Linked DNA regions of Mus musculus: region 1 is linked to region 2. The links are chromatin loops, found by intact Hi-C in ENCODE. Cell type or tissue: left cerebral cortex. All regions are shown on one strand. Each heading gives the region's core, and the rest is flanking DNA. Links, peaks and the distances in the headings are about the cores only. Region 1 has its middle 15 kb from the start of H2-Q10. Region 2 holds the start of Psors1c2 (psoriasis susceptibility 1 candidate 2 (human)).

Region 1 (9,245 bases), core at 3,123-5,622, 50 kb before region 2:
GCCCACTTGGGGCTTCTGTCCAAGGTAAGGAGCACCTGTGAGTCTAACTGCCAGGCTCTGATGGGGGTCTCGTCTCTGTGGGACTAGAAAGTATCCCAACAATCTGACCAAGGTAACAGGAAGATACAAAAGCAAAGAGAAGGACAGGTTAAGTTGGTAAGAAAGTTAGTGTAAGTAGATAAGAAAGTGCAGAAGAGGAAAAACAAAGGAAGGATAGAGGTCTGCAAAGAAGTGAGCTAAAAGCAAATCTTCAGCAGACTCAGGAGAGATAGATGACAGTGGCAAATAGATAGGTTAACAGTGAAGAGAGGTAAAAATAAAGATGAAGGAGATTAGAGAGGTCTAAAATGAGAGAGATACTCTGAATGAGAAATATTTAGAGGAAGAACCAGTAAATAAGAGTCAGACAAGAAGAAGAGTTAAGGAAACATGAGGCTGACAAAGACAGAGACCAGAGTCAGAATCAGAGCTGTGCTGTGAGACAAAAAGATAAGAGAAATAAAATGTTGGCCACAAAAGTCAGGGAAACTAGAAAACTTAGATAGTACCTGGCAACAAAAGAAAGCTTTTGGCTAAAGATCAATGTGTTTAAGAGATAACAAAAGGGGTGCTAACACAGAAGCTGAGTCCTTAAAAGAGTCCGGTGGCCTACCTGTTGAAGCAGCTAGAAAAAGAGACTGTGTTTCATACTCCTCCACCGACCAGTGCAAAACAAGCTAAAAAGTTCCTGGGCACTGCGGGCTTTTGCAGATTGTGGATTCCAGTTTTGCTGAGTTAAAGAGATAAAAGCCCTTCGTATAGAAAAATAAAGAACAATCTTAGATGGCCTTAGATGCTCTTGAGACTGCCCTAATGTTATCCCCAGCTATGGGACTCCTAGATGTGACTGAGAACAAAGGTATTGCCAAAGAAGTTCTTACTCAGAGATTGGGACCCTAAAAAAAGACCTGTGGCATACTTGTAAGAAATTAGACCTGGTGGCTGTAGGATGGCCTGCTTGTCTGCACATAGTGGCTTCTAGTCAAGGACGCAGATAAATTGACTCTGAGACAAAACTTGGCACATGTCCTAAAAAGTGTGGTTCAGCCCCCATGACCGATGGCTGACTAACGCTCTTGAAAACATTATCCAACTGTTCCCCTGACCGATGGACACATTGTCAGAGCTTTTTGTTGACTGAACGAGTGACCTTCGCTCCCCCTGCTATCCTCGATCTCACTACTGCCTGAGACTTCACCTACTCATCATTGTGCTGACATTCTGGCAGAAGGAACTCATACTCGAAATGATCTGAAGGATCAGATCAGCCTTGGCCTGAGAGTTTGAGCTGGTACACGGATGGCAGTAGCCTCGAGGTTAAGGGTAAGCGGAAGGTGGGGACAGCAGTGCAGTGGTGGACAGAAAGCAAGTGATCTAGGCCAGCAGCCTCCCTAAAGGGACTTCAGCCCAAAAAGCTAAACTTGTGGCTTTAATACAAGCTCTATATATATAGACATCTGCAGAAAAAGACCTAAGATGCTGTGGCTAAAAGAAATCAGATGGCAAATCTAACCGCCCAGACATCCTAAAGAGCAATGATCCTGACAGTCTGAAGACTATCAAGTTATAGACAAATTAAGACTGGTAAAAGAAACCCTGTATAAAATAGTAGAAACTGAAGAAAAAGAAAACTAGTCCTCTCATGAGAAGACAGACCTGACATCTACTGAAAAATAGACTTTACTGAAAAAAAAATGTGTATAAATACCTTCTGGTTTTTGTGAACGTTCTCAAGATAGATAAAAGCTTTTCCTTGTAAAACTGAGACTGCTCAGATAGTCATCAAGAAGATTATTAAAAATTTTCCAAGGTTCGGAGTGCCAAAAGCAATAGTGTCAGATAATGGTCCTGCCTTTGTTGCCCAGGTAAGTCAGGGTGTGGCCAAGTATTTAGAGGTCAAATAAAAATTTTATTATGTGTACAGACCTCAGAACTCAGGACAGATAGAAATAATAAATAAAACTCTAAACAGACCTTGACAAAATTAATCCTAGAGACTGGCACAGACTTACTTGGTACTCCTTCCCCTTGCCCTATTTAGAACTGAAAATACTCCCTCTTAATTCGGTTTTACTCTTTTTAAGATCCTTTATGGGGCTCCTGTGCCCATCACTGTCTTAAATGATGTGTTTAAACCTATGTTGTTATAATAATGATCTATATGTTAAGTTAAAAGGCTTGCAGGTGGTGCAGAAAAAAGTCTGGTCACAACTGGCTACAGTGAACGAGCCAGGTACCCCAAGGACAACTCACCAGTTCCAGCCAGAGATCTGATCTACGTACACCTGCGTCATGCTGAGACCCTCAAGCCTCACTAAAAGGGTCCCTGCCTAGTTCTGTTTACTAATCCACCTTATTCTGTTTTTGTTCCCATGTTAAAGATAGAGTAAATGCAGTATTCTCCACATAGAGATATAGACTTCTGAAATTCTAAGATTAGAATTACTTACAAGAAGAAGTGGGGAATGAAGAATGAAAAATTACTGGCCTCTTGTGAGAACATGAACTTTCACCTCGGAGCCCACCCCCTCCCATCTGGAAAACATACTTGAGAAAAAACATTTTCTGGAACAACCACAGAATGTTTCAACAGGCCAGATGTATTGCCAAACACAAGATATGACTCTTTGGTTGAGTAAATTTGTGGTTGTTAAACTTCCCCTATTCCCTCCCCATTCCCCCTCCCAGTTTGTGGTTTTTTCCTTTAAAAGCTTGTGAAAAATTTGAGTCGTCGTCGAGACTCCTCTACCCTGTGCTAAGGTGTATGAGTTTCGACCCCAGAGCTCTGTGTGCTTTCATGTTGCTGCTTTATTTCGACCCCAGAGCTCTGGTCTGTGTGCTTTCATGTCGCTGCTTTATTAAATCTTACCTTCTACATTTTATGTATGGTCTCAGTGTCTTCTTGGGTACGCGGCTGTCCCGGGACTTGAGTGTCTGAGTGAGGGTCTTCCCTCGAGGGTCTTTCATTTGGTACATGGGCCGGGAATTCGAGAATCTTTCAACCTAACTGAGTCTCCAAAGAAACCAGAAATTTCCACTTTAAGAGGCAAGTTGATCTCTAGGAGTTCAAGACTAGCCTGGTCTACAGAGTGAGTTCCAGGACAGCCTGGACTCCACAGTGGGACTGTATCTCAAAAAAAAAAAAAAAAAAAAAAAGGTACTTTTAAAAAATCATTTGTGAGCCGGGTGGTGGTGGCGCACGCCTTTAATCCCAGCACTCGGGAGGCAGAGGCAGGTGGATTTCTGAGTTCAAGGCTAGCCTGGTCTACAAAGTGAGCTCTACGAGCTCTACTACACCTGACAGCTTACTATCCAGAATTCACATGAGCTCAAAAACTGAACACTAAGTAGACAACCCAACCAAACAGTGGGCCGTGGCACTGAACAGAAATCTCTCAAAAGAAGAATTACCCACTCAGGAAGCTGAGGCAAGCAGATCTCTGTGAGTTCGAGGCCAGCCTGGTGCACATTGTATAACAAGCTCCAGGACAACCAGGGTTACTAAGTGTGATGTTGTTTTTAAAAGGCTATTTCTGCCGGGCAGTGGTGGTGCATGCCTTTAATCCCAGCACTTGGGAGGCAGAGGCAGATGGATTTCTGAGTTCAAGGCCAGTCTAGTCTACAGAGTGAGTTCCAGGACAGCCAGGGCTACACAGAGAAACCCTGTCTCTAAAAACAAACAAACAAACAAACAAACAAAAGGCTATTTCCCAAACCAGGAGTTTTTAAAAGGGTACTCAGTCCCAGGGCTCAGCCATCTCCCTGTTGAGCTGTCAAGCAGAGAGGCCCCAACAACAACACAGGAAATTGCCAGTGTTCTTGATTGCCCAAAAGAACCAGATGACCAGAAGCTGACAACACCAAGAGGCTAGGGGTCTTCCAGTTGGCCTTGTACTGTTGCAACTGTCAGGGAAAGGATGTAACCAGAGGGCCTCTGGGACTCCTCTCACCCTTGATAGTTTGAGGGATATGAGCAAATTACACGGTTATCAGAAGGTGGCCATAGTGACACTGAAAATTGGCCCATTGGCTTCAAAGATTTACCAAAGTACCGTCCGTATTTTCTACCTACGGTGTGCTGGAGCCTAGAGGACACTAGGGGGCGCGCTGAGCTCGCGGAAGCCACCCAGAGTCCTTCCAGGAGACTCCCTTAAAGGTTGATCAAATTGTTCTTTGCCAAACTGAATTTATCATAAAAATTATACTTTATTTTGTATTACTTTGTGTACATGGGTGTTTTGCCTTCACAGATGCGTCTGGTGCACCTGAGAAGCCAGAAAAGAGAACAGGAGTGAACAGGTTTGTGGGGGCTGACACTCAAACTCGAGGACTCTGGGAAAGCATCGAGTGCTCTTAACCATTGAGCCATCTCTCCAGCCCATCTGTTTTCTTTTGCCGGAGGAAGGGGCTCTGAGAAAGGATCTTACCTGTAGCCCAGGCTGGCCCAGTTCACCATGTGATGAAGGCTCCTTTCAAATCCAAGCTACTTCAGCTTCCCAAGTGCTGAGATTGTTCGTGGGAATCTCCACATTCGGCGCTATTTTGCCGTTTAGCCCATATGTGAAGAGAGATGGATTAGAACTTTTTTTTCTAATCCCTATTAAAATGGTAGGAGGCACCTTCACTTGAGAATTCTTCCTTCCTCTCTCTTTCTTTTTCAAGATTTATTTATTTATTATATAGAAGTACTGTGGCTGTCTTCAGACACTCCAGAAGAGGGTGTCAGATCTCACTGCAGATGGTTGTGAGCCACCATGTGGTTGCTTGGATTTGAACTCAGGAAGAGCAGCCAGTACTCTTAACCTGAGCCATCTCTCCAGCCCCCCTTTCTTTTTCCTTTTCTTTCTTTCTGTTTGTTTGTTTGTTTGTTTTGTTTTTGTTGTTTGTTTGTTTCGAGACAGGGTTTCTCTGTATGTCCCTGGCTGTCCTGGAACTCACTTTGTAGACCAGGCTGGCCTCGAACTCAGAAGTCCACTGCCTCTGCCTCCCAAGTGCTGGGATTAAAGGTGTGCGCCACCACTGCCCAGTCTGTGTGCTGTGCGTCTTGTAATCCAGCCTGGCCTCAAAGTTCCCTGCCTCCCAGCCCCCAGTGCTTAGATACAGACATAGGCCCAGCATGGTACTCAGCTTTTTAATAGTATTTTTTAACTTTAATGGATGAAGCAAAAACATTGTTTTTAGCATTTGTGTGTGTGTGTTGTGTTTTGTGTTCTTGTGACTCCATGCTGGGGATTGCCCCCAAAGCCTGACCTGTCGTGAGCCAGATCCCAGTTTAAATTTTTCATTTTTTCATTTTTGTTCTGTTTGCTTTGTCTCCTGGAGGCTTTAAAAATGGACAAAGGTGTAAAAATAAAATATCTCTCTCTCTCTCTCTCTCTCTCTCTCTCTCTCTCTCTCTCTCTCTCTCTCTGTGTGTGTGTGTGTGTGTGTGTGTGTGTGTGTGTGTGTGGTGTCAGAATGAGAGAGAGAGCTCGTGCAAGCGTGTACATTTTATTTTGAAGGTCAAGTCTGACTATGCACCAAGCTGGCCACTAAATGGCTCCCCTACCTCTGTTTTTAAGAGTGCTGGGATTTCAGACATGCCTCCACACCAGGCTTTCCATCACCTTCCTCCAATTCTGTCCCTTGTTTCAGTGTGGAATCACTTCCCGACAACAGGTGATCGATTGGTAAATACACAGAAGCCTAGCAAGGCAAACAAAGGAAGTGTGGGGGCAGCCATTGAGAGGCAGGGCACAGTGAAGACACAGCGTGATGCTGGGTCTGTGACCTTGAGGAGGCCTTCCCACAGGAATTTGGCCTGAAGCCCGAACCAGAACAAAGTGGACCTGGTGAGAGCAGAAGACAGGTGCCCTGAGGTGACAGGGCTCTGGTGACTGGGCTAGGCTCTGCTATTCTTCTTTATCTGAGGGACCTAGACAAGGGAATTCTTATTGAATTAGCTCCTTCAGCCTTCAGAGAAATCTCCTGAAACAGGTTTTAAATAAATAAATAAATAAACAAACAAACAAATAAATAAATCTCCCTCAGCAGTTCAAGAACCTAAAAAAACTGACATACTCTGCCCCAGTTTTTAACTTCCTGTGAAATTCCAGTTTAGTTTTGTTGTTTGTTTTGTTTTTCTGTTTGCTTTGTCTTTTTCAGCTTTAAAAGTGGACAACTCAAACTAGTAAAAAGAGTCTCTCTCTATCTATCTCTATCTCTCTCTCCCTCCCTCCCTCTCCTTCTCTCCCGTGTGCGCACACACACACACACATTTTGCTTTGAAGGTAAAGCCCCAAGCTGGTCACAAATTCATGGTCCCTCGCCTTAAGAGTTGGGCCACGGGCTGGTGAGATGGCTCAGTGGGTAAGAGCACCCGACTGCTCTTCCAAAGTTCAAATCCCAGCAACCACATGGTGGCTCACAACCATCCGTAACGAGATCTGACGCCCTCTTCTGGTGTGTCTGAAGACAGCTACAGTGTACTTACATATAATAAATAAATCTTAAAAAAAAAAAAAAAAAAAGAGTTGGGCCACCATTCATTTCTGATATAAAGTATGATACCAAAAAATAAATAAATAAATAAATCAGGAAGTTTCAAGGGTTGACGCTGGGCTGAGCAAGCCTTCCTTCCCTTCTCCTCCTCCTCTCCCTCCAGGGCCTCACTTTACAGAGCCAAGGAGAAAAAAGATGCCGGAGAAGGACCAGCCAAGCCAAGCCGCAGATGGGAACCAGGCAGCACACCCCACCCCCAACATTATCGAGGACTGTGGCCGCAGGGATGGGGAGATGTTTCTTTGCAGGAACTGGTTTGGCACGGAGGAAGGAGGTTAAAGGCAATCCCACCCATCAGAAGGAGGTGGGGGTGGGGCTGTGACGGGGCCACAGGCGCGAAACCCACCAAGGGACTCCGACAAACCTTAGTGCCAGGAGACCATCACTGGCCCAGACCCTGCATCACCAAAGCTAAGAAAGGGAGATGGAGAAAAAAAATAACAAAAAAAAAAAGAAAAGAAAAAAAAAGAAAAGAAGAAAAAAAAAAAAAAAGAAAGAAAGGGAGATGGAAGAAGACCCTTGCTGCGGGCTCATACCGGCCCTGCCTTTCCTCGGTCTGGACCAAGATAAAGCCTTGGGTCTACTACTCTCTTTATCAGTCTTTCCTAGCCCCACCCCAAGTGCACAAAGTGAGGACATGCAAAAGATTCTGGGAATTTGTTTGTTTGGTTGGTTGGTTGATTTTTTGTTTTGTTTTGGAGACAGGGTTTCTTTCTCTGTATAGCCCTGGCTGTCCTGGAACTCACTCTGTAGACCAGGCTGGCCTCGAACTCAGAGATTCACCTTACCCTGCCTCCCAAGCACTGGGATTATACTATGCCTGGAGGATTCTGTGAATCTTTTTTTTAATATGAATTTTTTTAAAGATTTATTAATTTATTATATGTAAGTACACTGTAGCTGTCTTCAGACACACCAGAAGAGGGAGTCAGATCTCATTAGGGATGGTTGTGAGCCACCATGTGGTTGCTGGGATTTGAACTCAGGACCTTTGGAAGAGCAGTGGGGTGCTCTTACCTGCTGAGCCATCTCACCAGCCCCGGATTCTGTGAATCTTGAGCCTGACTCTCCCAAAGGGATTTGATTTCCAATTCCCTTTTGTTCTTCACTACAATGATACAATTGCTAAAAAAAAAAAAAAAAAAAAAAAGGTTAAAAACAAACAACACCCCCCCCCCAAAAAAAAAAACATAAAATTTAAAATCAGTAATTTTTATTTCTCAGAGAGATTTTTTTCTTTATCTATTTTGGGTACAGAGGGTCTTGAACCCTGGACCATACACCCTCCAGACCCTCCAGGAATGTTCCATCTTGCTCTTAGAACTACATCCAAAGCCCTAGAGGACTGGACAGTCTGGAGAGAGCTGTAAGATTGACAGACAGCACTTGCTGCTCTTGCAGTGGACCTAGATTCAGTTCCCAGCACTCACATGAGCAGCTGACAACCAGCAGTAACTCCAGTTCCAAGGGATCAAGCAACCTCCTCAGTCACTCTATGCATGCAGTACCAATACATACATTCATTCACATACGTACATACATACAAACATACATACATACATATATACATACTTACATACATACATACTTTGGAAGCTGAGCCCGTGACCTTCACCTTGAACCCAAGGGCTACTTTCAGCCTCATCCAGGGTGTGGCTAGTGAAGCCACCAGTGAACTGGTCACCTGCCTGAACAGGAGATAAGGTATTTCAGCCTGTCTCAAAGGTTTATTTCTGAGCTCAGATGGCCGGCGTAACGCCTATGGCCAACAGATATGCAGGGGGAAAGACCCTTCTGGAAGCAGAAGTGAGAGGTCATAAAAGAGCCTGTGGCTTCACACCATCCATAAAAATACCCTCTGAGCCTGAGTCAGCCATCAAACAAGATAATTATCCTTCTCTCTTTCTCAAAATACTGTATTCTCTCTTTTTACTGGGGGGAGGGGGGAGGGGAGACACAGTTTCTCTGTGTAGCCCTGGCTGTCCTAGAACTCACTCTGTAGACCAGGCTGCCCTTGAACTCAGAAATCTGCCTGCCTCTGCCTCCCGAGTGCTGGGATTAAAGGAGTGCGCCACCACGCCAGCTCACCTTTTTTGGGTTAGGCTCCCAGGATCTGTCTCTGCCCTGTGTTGAGATGGCAGGCAGATACAGCCCTGCCCAACTTTTATGTGGTTGCCCGGGGTGTGGGAATGGGGGGGGGAATCTAACTCAACTCCTTTTGTGTTTACAGAAACCCTTCTTAGGAGTGAGCCAACTCCCTACCTCCTTCTTGTTCTGCTTGTCAGCCCGGGATCCCAGGCCACAGGACTAGTGCTGCCATAACTCCCTCCCGTGACTCTTCCCATGTTTAATTAACCTAACCTAACAGCTATGCCTGGAGGCCTAGCCTAATCAAGATAACCCTTAGCTGGCAGGCTCAGAGCTCCTTTCCCAGCCCAGGTCATACTAGATCCTGTCATGTTGACATCTTTCTTTCTTTCTTTCTTTCTTCCTTCCTTCCTTCCTTCCTTCCTTCCTTCCTTCCTTCCTTTCTTTCTTTCTTTCTTTCTTTCTTTCTTTCTTTCTTTCTTTCTTTTTGGTTTTTCGAGACAAGGTTTCTCTGTGTAGCTCTGGCTGTCCTGGAACTCTGTAGACCAGGCTGATCTCCAACTCAGAAATCTGCCTGC
Region 2 (9,245 bases), core at 4,223-6,722:
CAGCAGGAAATCTACGGGCAAGGTGTGGGGGCGTGGCGGTGTGTGCGACCCTGTGGGATGGGCAGCTCTCCCTGACACTGTCTCGTACCCTCACCTGCAGCCCTGCAAGAGAAGGTGGCCGAGGTGGAAACTCGGCTTCGGGAACAGCTCTCAGACACAAAGAGGAGGCTGAACGAGGCCCGAAGGGAGCAGGCCAAGGCTGGTGAGATGTGCCAGGAAGAAGGCAGCACTGAGACACAGGGCTGGTAACCCCTCCCCAGCCCACTTACCTTTTTTGGTTTTTTTGTTTTTGTTTTTTTGTTTGTTTGTTTGTTTGTTTTCGAGACAGGGTTTCTCTGTTTCTCCTGGTTGTCCTGGAACTCACTCTGTAGACCAGGCTGGCCTCGAACTCAGAAATCCTCCTGCCTCTGCCTCCCGAGTGCTGGGATTAAAGGCGTGCGCCACCACACCCGGCACACCTACCTTTTTTGAAGCTTTTTGTTGACAAGTGTATGTAGCGAAGTAACGTAGGACTGACATGAATGAGTTCTTATGCAGTGAACACACAGCAGCCAGCACCGGATCAGGAACAACTCTGGCTCCAGGCCTGCATCACTGCCCCTCAACGGACGCCACTGCTGTGTCCCCACTTCTGGCGACTGCCCTCCCCAGAAACTTAACACTTGGATGAGTTAGAGGAGCAGGATGAATGTCCATGTCTTCCCTGAGTAGAACACAGTCAACACCCCTGCTGGCTCGCCTGTGCTCCCATGGTTACACGAGTAGGCATTCGAGTTGTGTAAGTTGCAGCAGACATGATGGTTTAGCTGCACACCCCACAGCCAGAAAATTATCTAATCGTGATACCTAGCGTCGTAAGAACATGAGCCCTAGCCACACATGGTGGCACTTGCCTGTCACTCCAGCACTTGAAAATAAGAGGCAGGATAGATTAGGGCTAGCCTGGACAACATAGGGAAACCTGTCTCAAAACAACATCAACAGGTCACATGAGCACTAACTATAGGAGATGTGACTCCGGCGCCCCTGTCCACATCTTGCCTAAGGAGCTTGCATCAGGGATGGAGATAGTACTTAGGGCTCAGAGAGCTCAGGATCCCATGACATCAGCCCACCCGTGGTGTGGAAGAGTCCCTGAGAGACAGAGTTGAGAGCTCAAGTCTCATTTTGGGGCTCTGGGCTAACCCCCTCCCATCTCCTTAGTGGTTTCCTTGCGCCAGATCCAGCACAAAGCCACTCAGGAAAAGGAGCGCAACCAGGAGCTCAGGCGCCTGCAGGATGAAGCCCGGAAGGAAGAGGGTCAGCGGCTGACGAGGCGTGTGCAGGAGCTGGAGAGGGACAAGAACCTGATGCTGGTAGGGGACAGCAGGGAGCTAGTCACGGTAGCTGGTGGGTGAGTAAGGTGTGCAGGGGCGGGTGGCTGGCCTGGGCCGGCCGGCTCACCCTCTCCTCCCCAGGCCACCTTGAAGCAGGAGGGTCTCCTCTTCTGTTACAAGCAGCAGCGCCTGTTAGCAGTGCTTCCCTCGGGAGTGAATAAGAAGTGCAGCCCCCGGTCTGTGGAGTCCTCATCCTCTGAGTCTCCGGCAGCTGCTTCGTGCAAGGAATCTGTGAAAGGTAGAATACACTGGCCTTTAATCTGTGCTGCCAGTGCCCAGGAATCTCCCTCAGGGCCTCCTAGCCAGTGCAGCCCCGTGCCCTGGGCAACATGCAGCCTGCTCTCACCCCGGTGTGCACCCCATGATGTCTCTTCTATCAGGCTCCCTGACCGTCCTGCTTGATAACCTGCAAGGCCTGAGCGAGGCCATTTCCAGAGATGAAGATATTTGTGTGGAAGATAACCAGAACACCAAGAAAACCAAGAACCCTCCTTCAGATCCACTGCTGAGCTAGAGCTGCCAGGGGGAAGAATGAAGCCAGCCTGAAGCTGGACCCCCAGGAGGGTTGGGTCGGAGGAAATGGGGTGGGGGCCAGCCTAGCCCTGCCCCCCAGCAAGCCTTGGAACCCCAGCTTCTACCAAATTCAAACTCTGCAATGAATAAAGATGGCAATAGTGTTGCCTGGAGATGTTTGAGAGACTGCGATTTCCCCTGAGCCGGCTCCTGAGGCAGGGGCTGTGAGAAGCTTGTCCTCCTACCCCTGCCCTTCGGGCGCCTCTTTCCAAATCTCTTTCCTAACTGCCCTGGAAGTGTTCTGAGAAGCCCTCCACCCCCACACCCCAAGCCCCCTCCCCCACCCCAGGTTTGGTTTGATTTTGTTGTTGGTTTTATTTGTTTTTTGTTTTGACTTTTGAGACTTAGTAGCCCTGGATGCCTTAGAGCTTATTATGTAGAACAGGCTGACCTTGAACTCAGAGACCCACCTGCCCCTGCTTCCCAAGTTCATTCTGTCTCTGTCTCTCTCTGTCTACCCCCTCCTCCTTTTTTTTTCCAGGACAGGAACTCTGTGCAGCCCTAGCTATCCTAGAATTCACTCCTTGAATCAAGCTGCCCTCAAACTCAGAGATCTGCCTGCTATTGTGTTGTGCACCCCCCCAACACACACATACACACTCTCACACACATACACTCACACACGTACACACACACATATACACCCTCACACACATACACTCACACACACACATACATATACTCAAACACACACACACACACACACACACACACACACACACACACACACCCAGTGCTGGGGTTAGAAGCCTGTGCCACTGCTACCCAGACCAAGTTTCCTTTGTCCTCACTTTCTTTGGGTGTTGATGAATGCCTGGAGCAAGATACTAAACAGTCAACATTCAAGGAATCTCAGCAGATGCTGTCCTAGGCCAGGGCCACTGTGATGGACGGCAGGGGGTTCCTGGCAGGGGCAGGGCACAGTTCCAGACTGTGATGGACGGCAGGGGGTTCCTGGCAGGGGCAGGGCACAGTTCCAGACTGTGATGGACGGCAGGGGGTTCCTGGCAGGGGCAGGGCACAGTTCCAGAAGGGCTTTGGGATGGACTGGAGAGATGGCTAAGTGGTCCTAAGCACTGGCTGCTCTTCCGGAGGATCTAGATTAAAATCTTAACAACCACATGGAGTCGAACAACTGTTTATAACTCCAGTTCTGGTGGATTCAATGCCTTCTGACCTCCCTGTGCATCACTTGTATGTAAAACACTCACATTTTCTTTTTCTTTTCTTTTCTTTTTTTTTTTTTTTTTTTTTTTTTGGTTTTTAAGACAGGGTTTCTCTGTGTAGCCCTGGCTGTCCTGGACCTCACTCTGTAGACCAGAAAGAAAGGAAAGAAGAAAAAAAATCTGTGTGTGAGAGGAGGGAGGAAGAGTAACAATGGGTTAAAACCTTGGGAGCCTGAGGGAGATGGTCCAGGATCAAGATGGATGCTCTGGGGCCAGGGCTATCAAGTGGAAACCAAGTTTCCCTGATCAGCCATAAGTAGAATCCCAAACCGACCAGGTGGGGACAGATGTGTGGGGATTGGAGCTGTAGTCCAGACACTCTCAAGCCTTCTGAAGCAATCTCTCTTGGTGGTGGTGGTGGTGGTGGTGGGTGTGTCTTAAGGACCCTGATGCTCAGGGCCATCCTGAAGAAGGAAGATTTCTAGGGTTACAAGGGCAGGGGTGGGGGAGGGGAGCTCTTCCTGAGTCTTTGGTGTTGATGCAGTCACCTCTGCATGGGGTCAGGAACCAGGATATCCTGGCTTCCCGCGTCACCCAGGTGGCTCCCCCTGGAATTCCTTAGATGTCACTGCCTGGGAAGTTCCCAGTGACTGACTGAGGTGACATGCCAGAGAGCATGGTCCAGAGGGGAGTGGGGGGACGGAGCTCCGAGGCTGAGATGCCAGTCTAGAGGGTGCTTTCTGACCCAGGCGTCCCGCCTCTGCCTCTAATTACCAAGCTTCCCCACGCGAGGTTTGCCCCCATTTTGTGGCTTCCAATAACTATCACGGATGAAAGGTAGCCTTCCTTGTGATTATAAAGATGACAGGTGGGTCCTGATTCCTGCCGGGTGTGGATGGAGGAGGTGTGAAAACAAGGGTGGAGCCTCCTGGGGTCTGGGTCACTGATAGACCCGGCTGCCCCCGGCCCCCGGGACTGGGGGACAGAAAAGAGGGATGCTTACTGGCAGGTTCTTTGTAAACGGGTTTGACCAGTTAGGCTCTGGTAGGGATTCCTTAGGGTGCTGAGCTGGCCCCTCCCCACAGACTGGCCACCCCCTCTACCTCCTCTGCTATAAAGCCTCTTAGGTTCTCAAGCACCTAGACTCGGAGCACCCCGCCTTGGGGGCCAGTAGACAGCCATGATGCTCACCTGGAAGCTGCTAGGCCTGCTGGTCCTTTGCCTGTGTGCAGGAGGTGAGTCGTCAGAATAGGCCAGGAGCACAGCTGGGGTGATGGAGATGGTCGAAATGACCCACCCTTAGGGAGGGGACGCCCCCAGGAGGAAAGGAGTAAGAGGAACGCAGAGCAGAAGGGATTCTTGGAGTGTCCTTAGTGGGGAAGCTCAGGGGATTGCAGGCAGGGGCACCTTGATTCTGAATATGTTGCTGGGTCAGGTGGAGGGATGCGATAGAGTTGTGTGGAGTCACCAGGCCTAGGGAGTCACTGGGACTGAGGGCTGGTTATTACAGAGATGGCGCCTGAGTGACAGGTGGGGCCAAGACCACTTCCAGTGCAGACCACCCTGGGGGAGGTTCCAGTGGAGTATCCCAACCAAGGTTGAACAGAGAACCATTTGGAAGTATGATCGTGTCAGTGGTCCGGATGAGCCTAGGGCTTTCACACCGTGTGAAGATGGCCTCAGTGTTTGGGAAATGTATGGAGAGCACTTTGGGGGTCACTCTGAGATCTGTTTTGGGGCTCAGGCTGTGCTAGTCTAAGTGAGGCTCAACCTTTGGGTATGAAGCTGGGTGGGAAGTGTTCTGCGACTGTATCTCTTATTCTCCTTCCTCCTCTACAGGCATTTCAGGCAATGGCGACCCTTCTCCCGGATCTACAGACACCCACGAAGAGGAGGACTCCCCACCATTGCCTCTGGGACCCCCAATCCCTGGTGATCCCTGGCCTGGGGCGCCTCCTTTGTTTGATGAACCTCCGCCTCCAGGCTCCAACCGTCCCTGGAGAGATCTTCCTGACAGTGGTGCCTGGCCCCCAAAGCCCCCAAGCACTGATCCCCCTAAACCTCCTCTGCCTGATGACCCCTGGCCAGCAGGAACCCAGCCCCCAGAAAACCCCTGGCCTCCTGCCCCTGAGATGGACCATGAATCTCAGGAGGAGCCAGACCTTGACCCACCCCAGGAAGAGTATAGATAGGGGACCCTAGGGAACGTGAGCCTCCACAGAGCACACCAAAGCCCACCTTTTTCATTGGCTGCCCGCTTAGAATCTCAATTTTCCCTAATCCCTTAGTTCCCTTCCTCAGTCTCTGTTTGAATTGTGTTCTATGTTGGAAGTGTCTATGCTCTGCAACCCCCCCTCCCTCCACTTTGTGGTCCCTGTTCAGTCATTATGTTGTCCCTTCGCTTCTCTTGATCAGCAGAAAGCACACTCCTACCTCACTCAGCCTGTTCTTGCTTGTCTAGACCTGGACTTCTAGGCAGAGCCTGAGCTCTGTGCTCTCTGCTGCCCCCTGGTTTTCTTAGCTGGGAACTGACAGTCGATCAGGATGGTGCTTCCAATGGAAAAATAAAAGCCACGTTTTCTTCTGAATCTAGTCTGCTTTTTTTACCGTTGCTTAGGTTTTTAAATATTCAGTCGCGTTCCTCTCAGCTCTTAGCTTGCAGAGATCTAGAAATGGTGTGTGTTTTTTGTCTTGCACTTGTGCAGGGAGGAGGGCTAAGTACGTAATTTCACATCACAAGGGTATGCAGACCCATGGTCTTGCTCCTCTGGTGTTCCTGTGAAAGAGAAAGCTTGCCGCTCTCTAATGGCTGTGGCTTGTCTGCCCTAGGTGGTACATGTAAACCCGTAGGGTGTATGAGTAGTTTGTTTTGTTTTAGAGACAAGGTTTCTCTGTGTAGCCCTGGCTATCTGGAACTCAATCTGTAGAGCAAGCCTGACTCAAACACACAGATCTACCTACCTCTGCCTCTGGGTGCTGGGATTAAAGGCGTGTGCTACCACCACCCAGCTAGGCAGTTTGTTTTAAGGAACTCCATTCTGGATGCATTCAAGGTCCTTCTGGAACAGGGCCTCTGGCCCACACTGAGCCTGGGTAGGGTGTTCTTCTGGAACCTGCCCAGTAAAGAAACACAGTTCTTCCCAGCTTCTTTTTTGTTTGTTTTTTTGTTTTGGGGTGTGTGTGTGTGTGTGTGTGTGTGTGTGTGTGTGTGTGTGTACAGGATCTTTCCGTGTATTTCTAGCTGTCCTGACACTGTGTAGACCAGGCAGGCCCCCAACACACGGAGATCCACCTGTCTCTGTCTCCCCAGTGCTGGGATTAAAAGAATGCATCACCATACCCGACTCCTCCCAGCCTCTACAGATGCATTTTCAATGAAAGTTTGCTTTTCAGGGCTGGAAAGATGGCTCAGCAGTTAAGAGCACTGTCTGTTCTTCCAGAGGTTCTGAGTTCAATTCCCAGCAACCACATGGTGCCTCACAGCCATCTGTAATGGAATCTGATGCCCTCTTCTGGTGTCTGAAGACAGTAACAGTGTACTTCCATAAAATAAAAAAATAAATAAAAAGTTTGTTTTCCATATCTAATTAGTATTTTTAACTTTAATATCTGTGTTTTATAGTTGTACTATAAATTTAATGCTGAATAATTATTTAAGTCTTTTTTGTTTGTTTTTGTTTTTGTTTTTCGAGACAGGGTTTCTCTGTTTAGCCCTGGCAGTCCTGGAACTCACTCTGTAGACCAGACTGGTCTCCAACTCAGAAATCCGCCTGCCTCTGCCTCCCAAGTGCTGGGATTAAAGGTGTGCGCCATTACTGCCCTGCTTTAATACAAGCCTTATGAACCAGTCATGGTGATGTACATCTGTAATGCTGGCACTAGGGAAGTGGAGGCAGAGCAGAGGGTTCAGCAGTTCAAGTTCATCTTCAACAGCACATCAAGTCAGATGCCATCTGGAATCCGGGAGACCCTGGTTCAGCAGAGAAAAGGGAGTGGCTCAGTTGGCAGAGAGCTTCCCTGGCATGCACAGCCATAGAACAGTTTTGAAGACAGTCCAAGATCCACAAGACCCTCAGATATATGCAGTAGCAGGAAAAGACAAGAGAGAAATACAAAGAAGGGGCTGGAGAGATGGCTCAGTGGCTAAGAGCACTCACTGCTCTTTCGAAGGTGCTGAGTTCAGGTCAATTCTCAGCATCTGTATGGCAGCTCTCAACTGTCTGATGCCACCTTCTGGTGTGCAGGTGTATATGCAGACAAAATATATACATACACATGCACACATATAATTATTTTATATGTATATAAACATATACATATATGTATATATATGTTAATTTTAAAAATACAATGGGCTTGCACCTACTGGAATCCAAACTACAGCGAGAGATCCTGTATCAAAGCCACAAGCACAAAAGACAGCAGTTGAATCGCATCCCTACAGCAGCTGATGGGAACAGTCGCAGAGACCCACAGCCAAACATTAGGTGGAGGAAGAACCCAAACTGAGGATCTCCACTGGATCCTTCTCCCGCTCAGAGAACCCTGCAGAAGAGGGGGTAGGAAGAATTGTAGGAGCCAGAGGAGACCAAGAGAACATGGCCCACAGACTGAACTAAGCAGGGCTCATAGGGGCTCACAAGGACTACAGTGGCAATCACAGAGCCCACATGGGTCTGCATATATGTTGTGGTTGTTTTAGCTTGGTGGGAGTAGGTCTGTCTCTGACTTTTTTTTTTTTTTTTTTTTTTTAAAGATTTATTTATTTCATTTATATGAGTACACTGTAGCTGTCTTCAGACTCATCAGAGAGGGCATCGGATCGCATTACAGATAGTTGTGAGCAGCCACCATGTGGTTGCTGGGAATTGAACTCAGAACCTCTGGAAGAACAAGCAGCCAGTGCTCTTAACCACTGAGCCATCTCTTCAGCCCTGTCTCTGATTCTTATTCCTGCTCCTGGGACCCTTTCCCTCCTACTGGGTTGCCTTGCCCAGCCTTGATATGAGGGTTTGTGTCTAGTTTTATTGTATCTTGCTATGCAGTGTTCGGTTCTTATCCCTGGTTCTTTCCTCAAGAGAAACAGGGAGGCAGAGCTGGGTGCTGGGAGAAGTGGTGGGAGGGGAAACTGTATTGCATGAGAGAATTAAGAAAAGAAGAGGGGCTAGAGAGATGGCTCAGCGGTTAGGAGCACTGACTGCTCTTCCAGAGGTCCTGAGTTCAAATCCCAGCAACCACATGGTGGCTCACAACCATCTGTAATGGGATCTGACGCCCTCCTTCTGATGTGCCTGAAGGCAACTACAGTGTACTCACATATAATAAATAATTCTTATTAAAAAAAGAAAGAAAGAAAAAAGAAAAAAGAAATACAATGAAAAATCTATCTCACGCTAGTGAAATTCCAGGGACTGGAGAGGAGGGAAGCTAAAAATCCAAGGAAGCAGGTAATCTCACGCTGGCTGAATGGCTAACAGGCAGGGCTGGAGGATGGCTCAGTGGTTAGGAGCACTGGGTGCATTTGCACAGGATCAAAGTCCACTCCCAGCACCCACATGGTGACTCACAACTGCCTGCGAATCTAGGCTCAAGGGATCTGACGCCTTCTTCTCTTCTCCATGGGCAATGCATGCATTTGGCACACACACATGCCTGCAGGCAAAACACTCATACATATAAAAATAAAACTTAAAAGGTTTGCAAGAATTTCTTTATATCTTAGCTTCTGTCTGTAAAAAGCTTCTGTGACTTTTTTTTTTTCTTTCTTCAAGACAGGGTTTCTCTGTGTAGCCCTGGCTGTCCTGGAACTCACTTTGTAGACCAGGCTGGCCTCGAACTCAGAAATCCGCCTGCCTCTGCCTCCTGAGTGCTGGGATTAAAGAAGATATGAACCACTACACCTGGCTCTTTTTTCTTTTTTTCTTTTTTTCTTTTTTCTTTTTTCTTTCTCCTTTCTTCTTTCTTCTTTTTTTCTTTTTTCTCTTTCCTTTTTCTCTTTCTTTCCTTCTTTCTTTCTTTCTTTCTTTCTTTCTTTCTTTCTTTCTTTCTTTCTTTCTTTCTTTTTTGAGATAAACTCTCACTACGTGGCTCAGTCTATCCTTCAATTAGAAATCTGTCTGTGTGCTGGGTA

The links. Peaks named below come from ENCODE experiments on the same cell type or tissue, not always from the same donor. Only the 100,000 strongest peaks of a DNase experiment are listed, where the experiment ranks them.
Region 1: a loop joins it to region 2, with 6 times the contacts of the local background. A loop is called at or near these places in 7 of 42 quality-filtered maps.

The regions. Positions count from the first base shown.
Region 1 is chr17:35,480,123-35,489,367 of GRCm38, forward strand. No RefSeq gene overlaps it. Among named protein-coding and RNA genes, the nearest start is that of H2-Q10, 15 kb to the left of the region's middle. In left cerebral cortex, for the core only: a CTCF peak has its summit at 4,134 (motif pointing right); a DNase peak (open chromatin) is centred at 4,137.
Region 2 is chr17:35,528,945-35,538,189 of GRCm38, forward strand. It overlaps Psors1c2 (psoriasis susceptibility 1 candidate 2 (human)), which reads left to right and starts at 4,257. Exons shown (of 2, transcript NM_020576.2): 1 at 4,257-4,350; 2 at 4,955-5,703. The coding sequence starts at 4,296. The coding sequence ends at 5,307. It overlaps Cchcr1 (coiled-coil alpha-helical rod protein 1), which reads left to right. Exons shown (of 18, transcript NM_001372297.1): 14 at 1-22; 15 at 101-202; 16 at 1,204-1,355; 17 at 1,500-1,614; 18 at 1,757-2,071. The coding sequence ends at 1,890. In left cerebral cortex, for the core only: CTCF peaks have their summits at 5,627 and 6,620 (motif pointing left); DNase peaks (open chromatin) are centred at 5,625 and 5,891; H3K4me3 peaks cover 287 bases; H3K27ac peaks cover 942 bases.